3 separate regions of the Mus musculus genome follow, and regions 1 and 3 are each linked to region 2. The links are chromatin loops, found by intact Hi-C in ENCODE. Cell type or tissue: left cerebral cortex. All regions are shown on one strand.

Region 1 (5,000 bases), 67 kb after region 2:
ACAGACATTTATGGAAATGCTGACCAGGTCTGTGCTCGGGGCTGGGGGCATTCACTCATCGACAAAAGAGAAACAGACCCTATCCTGGAGGAGTGCATATGTGGCCATGGCCCAGACCAAGACACCCAGAGGAAACGTGAGCCGCAATCTCCCCAGCCTCGCCATCCTCCACCCACACCATCTTCACAGCCCAGACACAAACCTGAACAACCTCAGCTACCGTCAGCGGTGGGAATCTGCTGTCACCAAGAGACGGTTAATACATTCTGGTTTTGCTGTGTCTGTTTTTATTATTTGCTGATTTCCTGTTACCCGTGCCAGCCTCAAACGCACTGTTGGCTCCAGCATAAACCTGAATTCCTGATCCTCCTGCCTCCACATTCCAAGTGCTGTTATCACGGCATGCACCGGCAAGCCTGGCTCTCGTGTTCATTTTAAAAGAGTATTCCCTGTTGGGGGTGGTGAGGTGGGAAGGCAGATGAGAGCATGTGCTCAGCAAACATGGGGACCTGAGTTCCAGTCTCCAGCATGCACGTAAAAGACGGTTATGTGTGTGTGCCTGTAACCCTAGCATTTCAGGGTACACGTGGGTGAATCCTGAGAGCCCTCAGGCTGGCCAGCTGAGCCGAAACAGAGAGCTTCTGGTTCAGTAACAGTCGACAACAAAGAGAAATGAGATGCCTAGGCAGTAAGGCTGAGAGGGATGGAGAGGGGAAGTCGCCCTATGTCCTGCTCTGACTTCCTCATTATGTGCCTGGACATACAGGCATAGACACACACACAGACACACACACACATACACACAGAGAGGCGCACACACCTCCCTTCCACGTAATTTCCGATGCAAGCTGACAGCTTTTTCTACCGTCAGCTTTTTAAAAAATGACAACTTTACAGAGGTGTGGAAAGACCACGAGTTCACCCTCTAACAGTCCAAGGTCCACAGTCCCAGCCTACTGGCCGAGCTGTTCAGCCTTCACCATCTCTGCTGCCCAAAGAGGAGGCCCCCGCCCTGAAGCACCCGCTCCGTCCAGGCTGGCAACCTTGGTGCACTTTATTTCTGTTTTGTAAACATTTTTAAATGCGTTTGTTTTGACGTGTATGACTGGTTTGCCCGCATGTATGTATCTGTGTTCCACAGGTGCCTGGTGCCCACAGAGGTCAGAGGGTAGCATCAGATCCCCGGGAACTGCGGTTATGAATGCTTGACAGCCACCACGCGTGTGCTGGGAACTGAACCTACTTCCGTCTGCAAGAACAACAACTGCTCTTAACCACCGGGCTGGCCGTCTTTCTAGCTCACTCCAGTTAATCCACTCTGCATCTCTGTGAGATTTTCTGTTCTGGGCATCCCACATAGATGGAATCACACAGTATGGGTCCTTTATGCCTCTAGCTTCTCTCACTTAGCACCATATTTTTAAGATCCACCCAGTGTGGCATCTATCTGTTTCTTCTGTGGCTGGTGTTAGCTGGCATGGACAGAGAGGATTTTATGTGTCCGTTTACCTACTGATGGGGATGGCTGTTTCAGGGCTGCTGTAAACAGTGGCGCTCCACACACACATGTACAGGTTTTTATGCAGCTGCTCCTCAGTGCCAGAAATACAACTGCAGGGTTATCTCTTTGCCTCATCAGCCGAGGCACTGCCAGGCTGGTGCGAAGACATGGCACCATTTTCCATTGCAACAGCGTGCACAGGGTTAAAGTTCCCCACTTCCTTGCCAGCACTTGTTACTGACTTTCTCTATCCCCTGTACTGGCTAGTTTTGTGTCAACTTGACACAGCTGGAGTTATCACAGAGAAAGGAGCTTCAGTTGAGGAAATGCCTCCAAGGGATCCAGCTGTGGGGCATTTTCTCAATTAGTGATGGGGGGAGGGGCATTGTGGGTGATGCCATCCCTGGGCTGGTAGTCCTGGGATCTATAAGAGACCAAACTGAGCAAGCCAGGGGAAGCAAGCCAGTAAGCAGCATCCCTCCATGGCCTCTGCATCAGCTCCTGCTTTCTTGAAGCTGTTTGAGTTCCAGTCCTGACTTCCTTAAGTGATGAACAGCAATGTGGAAGTGTAAGCTGAATAAACCCTTTCTTCCCTAATTTACTTCTTGGTCGTGATGTTTCATGCAGGAATACAAACCCTGAATAAGACACACCCCCTAGCCTGGCTCTGCCTCTTCCTACAGCCATTTCAGTGAGTGTGAGCTTTGATTTTAACTTCTCTAATGACTAAAGAGGTTGAATATCTTTTTGTGTGTGTGTTAACAGACCTGTTTCCCCCCACAGAATTTTCCAATGAATCTTACTTTTAGTATTTTTCTAAATTTTAAATTGTGGCCTGGCACCTTCCTCTGCCCTATTTAGATGAGGTGTAGCCGCCACCTATCAGGTTGCCAGGAGGAGGGGGGACTACTAGTCAGCTCTTCCTAGGCTGTTTCCCCAGCTCCTGCACTTGCCTGTAGTCATGTTTTGTTGCTGTTGTTGTTGTTGTTGTTGTTGTTGTTGTTAGTAAAAGCTTTTTTTTGTTGAGGCTGAGTTGTGGGTTTTTACTGTTGTGGCCGTTGATGTTTTTAAAGAGCTGTGTGGTTCACAGTTCTGAAGTTCAAGGACAGGCCATCTGGCCTCTGCTCTAGTGAGGGCCTCAGGGTGAACGGAACAGGGTGGGAATCTCTGTCTCTCATACACAAAGATCACAGGGAAGACACAGCCACTCAGAGGAGCCAGTAGCAACCTCTCCCTCAGCCATCTCCCTTTGAAAGGTCCCACCACCTCCTAACATCCCACAATGAGGACCAAGCTCCCAGCTCCTGAGCCCTTGGAAGACAGACTCAGATCCTTCCCAAACCATATCCACGGGGTCTGAAGTGATAAGGATTGGGGGAGACCTGTCATCTTCTTGAATGGAAGGCATGGACTCTGGTAAAGGCCCACTCTTCCCACCATGCCATGCTGCACTTCTATTTCCTAACTGTTAGGAATTCCTCAGTGGAGGTGAACATCACATGAGTCACAGTGTCCTCCCAAGCCCTGCTTCCCAGCTGCACCGGCAGAGGGAAACGTGAGAACCACACAGTGTGACGTGTAGACCTTCAAACAGCACTGTAAAGCACCAAGGTCTGAGCGTTCTTAGACCAAAGCGAAGGGACACTCACAGACCAGGAGAAGGGGGCTGCTCACAGACCAAGGCTTCCAGGGCAGAAAGGGCCACCCAGTGGGAGTGGCTGACATGGGGAACAGTGGGCTGGGGAGATCAAGTATGGAACAGTGTCTGCAGATATGAAGTGATATGAAGACCATGGGCAAGGCCACGGTTCACTCAAAGCTGGAAGGTCGCCTCTCCAAGAAGCTTTGGACTTAAGGCACTCATGTCACAGCATCGCCCAGATTGTCAAATCAAATCACTCGTCAACCTTGTGTTGGTGGAGAAACGGGGTTTCACTACAGGAATGCTTCTCGAATCCTGGGTGCTACCACATGTATTTTATGTAATGCCAGGGCTAGAACCCAGGGCCTGACGCATTAGGCAAGTACTCTGCCTCCTGAGCCACAGCCCCAACTGTTCGTACAGTTTCTTCTTGAACAGTGTTTGTTGCTGAGGACCAGCGTCAGCGCCACACCACCGCATGCCCCAAGTTCCTGTGTGCCCTGAAGCACACGCCAAGCCTCGGCTTCACAGCCCTGAAAGAACTGTAACAACCGAGAAAGGCGGCTGGACAGATGGCTCAGGGCTTAAGAATCCCCAGCACCCACGTGGCAGCTCACAACTGTCTGTGGCTCTCTCACACAGGCAGGCAAAACACCAATGTAAATAAAATAAAAATGAATAAAATTTAAAAAACATGGAAACTCTGTATAGGTTTAAGTTGGCATATAGAAAGTTTCCAGCCTGTGGGGAATTGTAAAGGATGGTATTTCTGGCTTAAGGTCTGTCATGACATTGTAAAATAAAACCATCACATGATGCTGAAGTGTACTGGAGGACTAAAAACCCAGTAGAGAGAATTCACTACTCTGTTATCTACCTTCAAAATACACAAGCAAACCCCTGAAGCCTGCCAGGGCCCACTCTTCTGTTCGCCCCAGAATCACACCCTAACTCTGCTTGATGATCTTAAGCCCTGCTTTCCAATTGCCCATATTACAAATACTTATTTTAAAAAGTGCTTTAAATGATCTTATCTCCATTCTGTCAATTTTTAACCGAGCCTCGATTTGGTTCTAATCATTAATAGCAAATAACTGCTTAAAGCATATAAATGTTTCCAATTTTGATTAAAATGTTAACCAAAACTTGAAAGACACTGGAAATCATATTTTTATATATATTTTTTAAAACTCTGAGAATCTGTTACTGGTCTGTGTGTGTGCATGTCGTGGTATCTGGGTGTGTGTGCGTGCTATGTGTGCCTGTTGACTCTGTGTGTGTGTGTGTGTGTGCCTGCTGACTGTGTGTGCCTGCTAACTGTGTGTGCCTGCTGAGTCATCTTTCCAGCCTGGAGATCTATTTCTGAATTAGACAAAAGGGCCTTTAGATAATTATAGCCATGGAGGAATGCTACTGTTGCCAGGAAGAGAGAGAGAGAGAGACATCATCAGGACTGTCCCATTTTGTTAGACTGGCAAATCACTCGCCATCCTTGCCTTTGTGGGAAGACAGGTTTTATTATGGCAACACTTCTCCATTTTCTAAACCCCTTCCAACGTACCTACCTAAACCGCACCCTCCTCTGTCACTTGAGTCTCTCTAAAGGATGTGTCAGGCCACAGATTGTCCAGATCCTCCTTCGATTTGTCCTAGAAGCAAAAGGAGACCCTAGCTGAGGAGCAAAGGGAATTGTCACTCAGGGTCACCTCCCAGGGCCTTTTCTATGGGACACCTAGAGGTGGCTCCATTCAGAGAAGCTGGGTGCTACAAGATTAGAAGGGTAAAGAGGCACCGATGCAGGGGTGAATGGGGACCTGGGGCGGGGGGGATCGAACGGACTGCGTCTTCGAGGACGGT
Region 2 (5,000 bases):
GCATGCCTGTCCTTGCAGTGCGGGAGACAGCATCAAAAGAACCCAGCTGTGAACTCCATCAGCCACAGACTAAGAGCAGCTCTGCCCCTCGGACATGAGGGTAAGAGGACACAGTTAGCTGGGTCCATAAAACAGCCCCCCTTTAAAACTGAAAACACACACAGCTCCCACCCAGCCCAACAATCTGATGCAATCTGTTCATCAAGAGAAAAGAAAAGCTCCTCCTCACTAGGATGCTAAGAGACCTGGCAGACAGCCCCGGAAGAGATTCTGGAAAACACTCTGTGGAAGCAATTACCCACAGTAGCACTGTAAAAGACAGGCATGCCAGGCGAGCACTTTACCCCTGAGCTGTGGCCCCAGCCAAAAGTACCTACTTCAAATGGTGCCACACGCACTCTGGTGATGTCTTTGCCGATTGTGCAAACACAAGCTACAGATGGAAAGGCTGAGCTGGAGGCTCCGCAGGAAAGGGAAGGACAGTGAAGCCACACACACACCTCATACTCTGGGATAGACTGCATGAAGTCACACGTACCTCATACCCTGGGATAGACCGCACTGCCTCCACCACAGCCAAGGACATCAAATGCTGGACAAATGGAATCCTCTGTCCCAGTTGTGACCTCAGGGGGATGAAGACCAGCAGAGTGGAAAGAGCACATCCCACGGGGCTCAGCCAGGCATTCGGGCCCCTTCCTGGAAGACAGAGTCATTGAGAGAAGACTGCTTCCTATGTGGATACTCCCGGAGAAAATGTCCCACTAGAGTTTGTTTGTGCTTCATGACACACCTTGATGTTCTAGGGATTCATGCGACAAGAGAAAAATGCTCTGGGGTCTGAAGAGAGCTTGGTGAGTAGAGTGCCTGCCACACAAGTGTGAGGGCCTGAGTTTCGTCTCCAGTACTCATATAAAAACCTGGTGTGTACTCAAAATCCTGTGTTGTGGAGATGGAGACAAGCAGGTCCCTGGGGTTCTCCGGCTGGAACAGCCTAGCTGAATCTATAAGCTCCAAGTCCCCAAGAGAGAGACACTGTCTAAATAAATAAATAAATAAATAAATAAGGTGGACAGCTCCCAGTGAACAATACCGAAGGCTGATTCCTGGTCTCCACATGGACATATATATACCATACCTGTACAAATATCTGCACACACATGTGCGCACACACACACCCCGCTGCTGCGGAAACATAATGAGGGTGACCCCTGCATTTTGTGCTTGGACAACTAATGTCTTAAAGTGTGCTACCACATGGCTGGGCATGTGGGTGAAAATGGAAAAGTGCTTCTGGTAGTACTGGCTGTGTGGTCCATGGAAACCCAGAGCCGTGCCTTCAGTGGTAGTAGTGTGAAAGGTTTCGCACTGTTTGGTGCTGGATTAAATCTGGAGCTCTGTGCATGCTGGGCAAGTCCCAGCCTGAGCTCCAGGCTGAATGCTATCAAGCAATCCCCGGGGGCTGAAGAGATGGCTCAGTCTGTAAAGTACTTACAGCTCACGCCTGGGGATCCGTAGCACCCACATAAAAGGACAGGCAAGAAACTGGGCAGACAGCTTGACAATAAAGTGGTTGTCACACAAGCATGAGGATACTTGGGGACAGAGGGAGGGGAAACCAGGTGCTGGCCAGATAGACTACTTAGAATTGTCAAACTCCAGGGTCATGGGGCAACCCTGCCTCAATAAATAAACTGGAGAGTAACCAAGGTTCCTCCATGCACACGCACACACACAGAGCCAGTCATGGTGGTGCCTTTGCTGTAACCCAAGTGTGGAAGAGATACAGGCAGGCAGATGGGTTCTCAGGGGCTTTGTAGCCTGCTAGTCTAGCCTATCGGTGAGATCCAGGTACAGTGACAGAAAGACATTTGATGACACTGACCTTTTGGCTGTACACACCAGTGTACGTACCAACACACATGTGCAATACACATAAATGCATGCTCATGTATCATAATACACACATGCTTGTACACATACACATGCACATACACACATGTACACACATATACATGTACGTACACACATGTACATATACCATCATGCACATACAAATATGCACACATATACATGTACATACACACATGCACACATACACACATATGTACACACATACGTGTATGTACACACATGATCCCTGATAGCAAGTCTCTAAGCTGCTACTTATTTTTTAAAGCTGAAGTTAGGAAAAGAAAATATCAAACTGAGAGGTACAGGTTAATTAAAAATGCTTCTAGAGTATCATCTTTTAAGAACTCTACCATCTCTGGTGGGAATGGATGGTGTGCATGCGTGGTATTTATCTGTAATTTCAGCACTTGGGAGTCTGCAGCAAGAAGTTTGGGAGCTGAAAGTCAGCCTGAGCTACATAGCTAGACTCCCATAGCTTTTTGCAATATATTTTTCTTCTTTGTCTTATGCTCAAATCAAAGAAGTAGCAGACTCCCATCTCTCTGCTCTGAGCGAGAGCAGATATGGGTGGTCTGGTGCTGGCTGCTGGCTGGCAGGAACATGACCCATGTTCCTGTAAAGCCTCACCCATGCCTCCTACAGACGCTGGTGGGATCTCTGCCCTTGCTGGTCCCACCATGGCTCTGGAACAGCGCAGACTCTCGGTCTGCAAGAGGCAGGTGGTGGAAACCGGCTCTTTTTTTAGCAGGCACAGATCCAGTGCCATTTCGTGGGGGCTGGTGAGCAGGAGGCCTCTGAATGTGATGTAAGCTTACTACAGACTCCAACAGACCCTCACCGAGGACCTTCAGGAGAGTAAATGTCTTAGAACTTCGTTTCCATCACAACCTGCAGGATGTATGGGGAGCGTGGGTTAGCAGGCGTGACAGCCATCAAATGCAAACACTGCGTAGTTAACAAACTGTGGACTGGGAGACTGCCTGTGCTCTACTGAAGTCAATGGGCCTTCTCCTTTTCCCGTGCCCCATTTCAGGGGGCTGTTAAAATGGAAAGATGCTAAACTCGAGTGGTCTCAGGGTTCAGCACACACTGAGCTCTCTGGCCAGGAGACTCGTGGATTTTGGGAAAGGGAAATAACAGCAATGACAACAAACGATGACTGACCTTTGCCCTGGGTCTGCCGAACTGCAATGGCAATTAAGCCCATTTCCTGCGGCATCTCAAACATCAACCTGCAAATGATGGGAAAAACTGGTCAGTTAGAACGGACACGAAGAGGAGGGCCAGCAGCTCGGACAGAACGGGGACAAGTGTGTGCGTTTGCATGGTGGTCAGGAAGGGCCAACGACCTGCGGAGCTGTAGAAAGGAGGGGTGTCGTTTCCCTCACAGCCTTTGGTAGGAACTAGCACAGGGGTGAAGTAAGGGGTGAAGAGCAAGAGAGTGGAGAGGGGCAGGGGTGGAGGGAGGAGAGTGGGGTCAGCCTGGCTGGTGCTTGGCTTGACTGCTAGGAGACAGTTCTTTGGACGATGTTATCAAGTTCTTTCCCTTTACCTCGTATCTACCTTCAAGTGACAACAGTGTCTGACATTTGTTTTTACTTACAGTGCATTTCTGTTTGAACATGCACACGTTTCTGATTACTCCGAAAGCCAGTATGTGGGCAGTAGAGCATTTCAGAGATACCCCATCCCCTGAGAACTAATTACGCTTTAGCTGCAGTAAATAAATCAACACCTTTTGAGAATTCCCAAGAACCCTGGGTCTGTTTGGGCTTCGGGTCTGCTTTTAGAACAGTTTCACCGAAAAGAATGCAAACGCCTCTTTGGGGTTAAGTGGCAAAGCGTAACCGCATGCATCTCTACCTGACTGGCTGATATCTGGGGCAAAGGAAAACGAGCACACGTCCCAGAGCCCTTCACTCCCAGGGTCTCCTCCAAGTCTTGCTCTCTGCATTTTATTTCCATGCTAAGACACTTCTCCATCTTCCCGAAGTTGCTGATTTGGCATCAATCGGATATAGTTCAGAGCAGGAGGTATTAATGGCCAAAGCCAAGCTCTCTCTCTCTCTCCCCCCCCTCTCCCTCCCACTAAATATATCTAAATATATCTATCAATCATCTATCTATCTATATGTGTGTACTTATATATGTGTGTATGCATTTATCTATTGTGAATCTGTCTGTGAATCTATCTATCCATCCATTCATGTATGTATGTACTTATATATGTATGCATGCATCTATGTAGATATCTATATATCTATTTATGCATATCTATATATATGTATGTATGTGACATGTATATGTATGTATCATCTATCAATCTATGTGTACTTATATGTGTGTGCATCTATTATGAATCATCTTTCTGTGAATATCTTTCTTTCTTTTCTTTCTTTCTCTCCCTCCCTCCCTCCCTCCCTCCCTCCCTCCCTCCCTCCCTCCCTCCTTCCCTTCCTTCCATCCATCATCATTTGTGGGAGAACAGGGGTTGAGCAGGGCAGAGGACAAACTGGTATTGTGTATTAACAAGAAGTTACATGTCAGTCTGAAGCGTTCCTCAAGATTCTTGCAAGCAGTGCCCCTTAAAGCAAGCCTGTGCCCTGCGTAGCTCCCCACCCTCTCCTGCAGGCTAAAAGAACCCCTAAGGGAAGGAAACTGCTTAAAAAACACCCCTTCCCACTCCCGCCCGCCCAACACCCGCTGCCTCCTGTATCCCTGAAGTGTGTAGTACTTGCATAGGGGAGGAAGCCTATCATTTCTTTTCGTGCAAAGACTATGTTGGGCAGGGTCTGGCTGGTGCAACCGTGGGTCTTCCTCACAGCTGCAGGAGCAGAACAAGGCATTCAGGAGTAACCCAACCTGTGCCAATACACGTGAAACACATCCTCACAGTATTTCTCTTGGACACTATGAATCACTCCTTGAGGTGGAGTATGCCTGCCCACCCCTGGGTGCCAAGAATAAAATGTCTTTTGCTTGTCCTGGACAAGGGGGAAATTGTAAGAAGGAGTCTCTGTCTTACAGCAGGGTTAACATTGTCATTTAGTGTCTCCTGTTTCCTAGAGGGTCCCATTCCCGAGTCT
Region 3 (5,000 bases), 58 kb after region 2:
GCACACTATGCAGCAGGAAAGAGCAAAGCCCATTCCCAAGGCTTGGCCTCTGTGCGCAGAAAGTCTTTATCATGTCTGGAGAATATTTAGCATGGGTATTTTTCTTTTTCTTTCTCTACTTGGCTGACAGACCTCTCTGCCTAAGAAAACATGATGCAAGACATATTCAAATAAAAGCAAGAATGAGAGTGGACTTAAATCCTGCAGAGAGAAACCCAATCGATTGGGCCCATAAGGAAGGAGGTAGTCACTAGGTGCTCCCTAATTACAGCTGCTTTGGTGGGCAGCATGCTGGCGAAGCAGATGTGGGAGGCCATTAAAGCAGGGCTCCAACATCTGTTTACAATTTTGAGGCAATTGTAAATACAGCAGGGAAGGTCAATTGGGCCAATTAAGGCCGATGTGCAAACCCACCACTGTGGATTTCTTTCCAAGCTTAGATAGGCTTGACTCTTTCTCCGGGTATTTCCTATGACCACATGCGAAAAAAGGAAAAAAAAAATTAACACAGGAAATGAGCTTAATAATAACTTTTATCCATTTCAATGGTGACATTTTTTAAACAAAACAAAGCAAAAAAACGGCAGCAAACTTTGAGTTCACAGTCATAAATGTGCCCAGAGCCTGTGTTTTCTCCCTTACACTCCAAAGCTACCTCTCCACTCCCTTCCAGGGGGGTCTGTGTGAGGGACACCAGGGAGGCAAGGAATGATGAGAGACATCTTTTATCAGAATCAGGAGAGTCAGCGCAGTGACACAACCCCACGATGCTCAGACATCCCTTGGAACATTCCTGCTTCTCTCTTAGTGTCTTCAAGATAAACCTAGAACCTTCCAGAACACTCTTAGTCAATGTTGTAAAGACCAAGACTGTTTAAACAACACGATCCAGGACCCGGTGGTGGTGGCACACGCATTTAAGCCCAGCACTTGGGAGGCAGAGGCAGGCGGATTTCTGAGTTCGAAGCCAGCCTGGTCTACAGAGTGAGTTCCAGGACAGCCAGGGCTATACAGAGAAATCCTGTCTCACAAACAAACAAACAAACAAACAAACAAAAACACATTCCTGGTAAACCTGAACAGACAGTTGGTAGAGAGGACGAGGTGTCCATGGCATGGCAGGGTCATCTTTGGTGAAGTGGCAGCAGTTGGTAGGGGTGTTTGTAAGGAACAGGCATAGTGTATACCTTCCCCTTTGAATTCAGAATGGTGGCTACTGAGGTATTATCTCGCATTGGTTTTGGTAGCCCAGACCTCTAAATGCCTCTCTTTATGGAGAAGGGGAAAGGATCGTTGGCCAGACTTGGATTCAAGTTATGCATCTCCTGGTCAAGTGGCCGTAGAGCCTTTTTGCTCATCTGTAAAATGGGTTCTACCACCTTCTAGAGCTCTAAAACTCAATACATTGGACAATAAATGCTAGGTTCCTCTGTCCTCTTCTGGGGTCATCAAGACACTGCCCCAGGGGCTGGACTTGTGGCACCAATCATGGCAGCTGGTTCTCATGAATGTTGCTTCTACTTACTTCTAGGGAAAGTCTGTCCAAAGGGGAGGTCTGTCCAGGGGAAAGTCTGTCCGGAAGGAGGCCTGTCCAGGGGAAGTTCTGTCCAGGGGAAGGTCTGTCCAGAGGGATGTCTGTCCAGGGAAAAGTATGTCTGGAGGGAGGTCTGTCCAGGGGAAATTCTGTCCAGGGGAAGGTCTGTCCAGAGGGATGTCTGTCCAGGGGAACGTATGTCGAGAGGGAGGTCTGTCCAGAGAAAGATCTGTATGGGAGGAACTCTGTCCAGAGAAAGGTCTGTCCAGGGGAAGGTCTGTCCAGGGGAAGGTCTTTCCAGAGGGAGGTCTTTCCAGGGAGAGGTCTGTCCAGAGGGAGGTCTGTCCAAGGAGAGGTCTGTCCAGGGAGAGGTCTGTCCAGAGGGAGGTCTGTCCAAGGAGAGGTCTGTCCAGGGAGAGGTCTGTCCAAGGGGAAGTCCATCTAGACTCGGGGATGTTGTTCCTATATACTATTACCTACTTTGGTTTTGGTTAAGCAAGCAATGTAGCTGATGAAAGCATGCGGCTGGTCCTAACAGTGGCAGCGGAATGGAAGACTTGGTCCTAACTGTGACACAGCGGTGAAGGGAAGACAATACAGCCCCTAGGAATCTACACAGAAAAAGAATTTTTTGCCTTATGCCTTCTTTTTACTCTTCAACCTTGAGACTCAGCCCCTCTGGCCTGAGCTCAAATAAAGAGTCCCCTGTCTAAATAACTGCTAAACCTGAGAGCAAACAGCTCAGCCACATGTAGTTCTGCTGCGACAACCCTGTCAATAACCCGGACCTTGGGCCTGATTGGTCCAACAATGCTGGCATCCCTCTAGCAAGCAGGGAGAATTGCAAAGAGCCATTCCAAGTACAGCTCTCACAAGGTTTGTAGCCTTTTCAGAAACACAAAAATCTAAGTCAGTTGGCTGGCTGGCCCAAGGCATTCAGCTTAAACCGATTTTATAAATAGTGGGAGTTGGAACACTCACACTGCATGGTATGAAATGATAAAAAGAAGAGGTCTCCTGTCCTCCCAGCCCAGGAGAAAGCCTGGTAAATTTTGATCTTATTTAGATGCAAACATAAACTTTTTAATTATAAAAAAATGGGTAATGCTATATGTATTATTTTTGGATGTGTTTTACGATCTGTTAGAGCTATGTAATAGATGTATAGAATGTATAATTAGCTATGTATAAAATATATATACTGGACATGGGTGGTGTTTCCTGTATTATAAATCATGGATCAACAAACAGCCACACACATACACGTCACCCCATTGTCCTCGGGTTAAATTCCTAAGAACTGGGTTGTAGCGTTCAAGAGTACACACAATGGAGGTATTTAACGCACAAGGTAGCCAAGGAGGCTATATTAAATCCACAAGTACAAGAGCATCCTTAGCCTGGTGCTGCTGCCCAAATAACTTGTGTGGGGTAGAGCACGGATTGCACACTCACCCGTGTGGATGTCTGAGATCTGAACTTAAGTCCTCACGCTGATATAGCAAGAGCTTTGCCTGCTGAGCCATCCCTCCAACCCCCGAGGAACTTTAATCCCTACTAATTTAGCATGCAAAAAAAATGTGTTATTTCTATTTTTATTAATAATGACATCTAGATCTTTCCCACATTTGTACTGGGCGCCTGATGTTCTTGAGAAAGCGCTCAATTCCTGGACCCACAATAGAAACATTAACCCTTCGATGGCAGCATTCCCCATACGTTCTCCTCCACTGATCAACGGAACATTGGTGGCGGGAGCTGACACACAGCTGTATCATCAGGCCAGGCGCGTAGGCCTCTCTGGCTTTGCTTGGATCTTTAACCTTTAAGGAGCTTTCCTTCCTATGAGTAAACAATCTTCCACACTGGCTGACGGTGCTGTTGTCCTGGCTTGGTTTCCTATGGATACATCTCTCTGTATTGTTTGAGAGATCTCTGCAATCCCTCTCCTCTTCCTCCTCCCCTCCACTTTTCCTCCCCACTTCTGGACGGTGCTTATTTTAATTGCGGTGATTGGGAGAGCAAAGCAGAGCTGAGGAAAAAAAACCCAGAAACCCCAAAGGAGGGGGAAAGAGGTGAGAAGGCTTCTAAAAATAACATTAGGCAGACACAGGCTAAATGCACGTCTAATTTGCTCCTTAGTTAATGAAGGAGAAAATGGAGATTTTGAAGAAAACGTCCATTCTAGAACTGCAATAATGAAACCCCACTGAAGACAACACCAACATTCTTGTTATTCATGGAAATCCAATCCTAAAATAATAAGGGATGTATTGATACAACAGTACTATGAATAAATTTCATTTAAGTGATGTTATTCTAACAATGACCCAGAAAGTACTGAACTAAAGTCGTCTGTTACCTGTCCCAGGTGTGCTTGTGGCGGGATAAACCCCACTTAGAGAACCGCAGGCAACCAGGAACATATGTATGGAGAGGCATGTTCAGTGTGCAATTAATCAACTATTATGTGCTACTGGACACCTTGTGTGTGTTTATAAAGAGATTAGGCACAAATATATAATGCGCACACACATAAAAAGGCAAAAAGAAACATCAAACTCCGTGTATGTTGGCCATTAAGTGTAATCATAATCTCATTAGGTTCCAACAGAGATGAATGGCTGGCCACCACTGTGCCAACCCATGTCCCTCTCAACTGGGGAAGGAAAAGGAGCCTCAGGAGTGTCTGGCTGGGGAGGCTGGGGAGGTGAACCCCATTAAGTGTGATAAAGCTGTCTGGAACAGTCTAGAAACCCTGCTGAGGAACAGGGGTAAAGGTGGTCCGGGCAGAACCCAGCATACGGCACCATCCTCATGCCTGCCTTTCTGGGGATGTGTGAAACTCTGGCTTAACTCAGGTTCCATTTCTACCTTGCTTTCCCAGGTGTGTGCTGGTACTGCAAGCTTCCCAGACCGAATCCTTTCTTTTAAAATGTGTGCAGTGTATGAGTGCATCTGAGTGAGTACATGTCTGTGTGTGTGTGTGTGTGTGTGTGTGCAGGTCTGTATGAGTGCATCTGAGTATGTACATACATGTCTGTGTGAGTGTATGTGTGTGCAGGTCTGTATGAGTGTACCTGAGTGTGTACATGTCTGTGTGGGGGTGTGCAGACAAACATGTGTGTGTGTGTGTGTGTGTGTGTGTGTGTGTGTAAAGAACAACCTTGGAAGTCATTCTTCAAGAGCTTCTACTTTGTCCTTTTGAGACAGAGGCTCTCACTGCTACCTGGAGCCACCATACAGCTAGGCAGGCGACCACTGAGCCCCAGAGACCCACCCACCTGCCTCTACCTGCCTAGTGATAAGTACACAGTACCATGCTGGCTTGTGTGTAGGTTCTGAGACCACACACAGAACCTTACGATCACACAGTAAAGAGCTTTAACGACGGAACCATTACTCAACCTTCCCCGTATCTGGGATGGACCCCTTCGCTTGCTACCCACGTTAATGTTTCTGCTTT

Evidence for each region. A loop is a pair of places that touch in the nucleus more often than their neighbours do. Peaks named below come from ENCODE experiments on the same cell type or tissue, not always from the same donor. Only the 100,000 strongest peaks of a DNase experiment are listed, where the experiment ranks them.
Region 1: a loop joins it to region 2, with 2.1 times the contacts of the local background. A loop is called at or near these places in 2 of 42 quality-filtered maps.
Region 3: a loop joins it to region 2, with 2.0 times the contacts of the local background. A loop is called at or near these places in 2 of 42 quality-filtered maps.

What each region holds. Positions count from the first base shown.
Region 1 is chr16:94,205,336-94,210,335 of GRCm38, forward strand. The region is part of intron 6 of Hlcs (holocarboxylase synthetase (biotin- [propriony-Coenzyme A-carboxylase (ATP-hydrolysing)] ligase)); the gene reads right to left. Among named protein-coding and RNA genes, the nearest start is that of Hlcs, 82 kb to the right of the region's middle. In left cerebral cortex, a CTCF peak has its summit at 3,052; DNase peaks (open chromatin) are centred at 187, 3,051, 3,705 and 4,505; H3K27ac peaks cover 748 bases.
Region 2 is chr16:94,138,271-94,143,270 of GRCm38, forward strand. Hlcs (holocarboxylase synthetase (biotin- [propriony-Coenzyme A-carboxylase (ATP-hydrolysing)] ligase)) reads right to left here. Exons shown (of 11, transcript NM_001360045.1): 7 at 3,079-3,146; 8 at 539-699. Among named protein-coding and RNA genes, the nearest start is that of Sim2, 56 kb to the left of the region's middle. In left cerebral cortex, no CTCF peak of the experiment used is centred here; DNase peaks (open chromatin) are centred at 2,686 and 4,805.
Region 3 is chr16:94,195,781-94,200,780 of GRCm38, forward strand. All of the region lies in intron 6 of Hlcs (holocarboxylase synthetase (biotin- [propriony-Coenzyme A-carboxylase (ATP-hydrolysing)] ligase)), which reads right to left. Among named protein-coding and RNA genes, the nearest start is that of Hlcs, 92 kb to the right of the region's middle. In left cerebral cortex, no CTCF peak of the experiment used is centred here; a DNase peak (open chromatin) is centred at 2,395.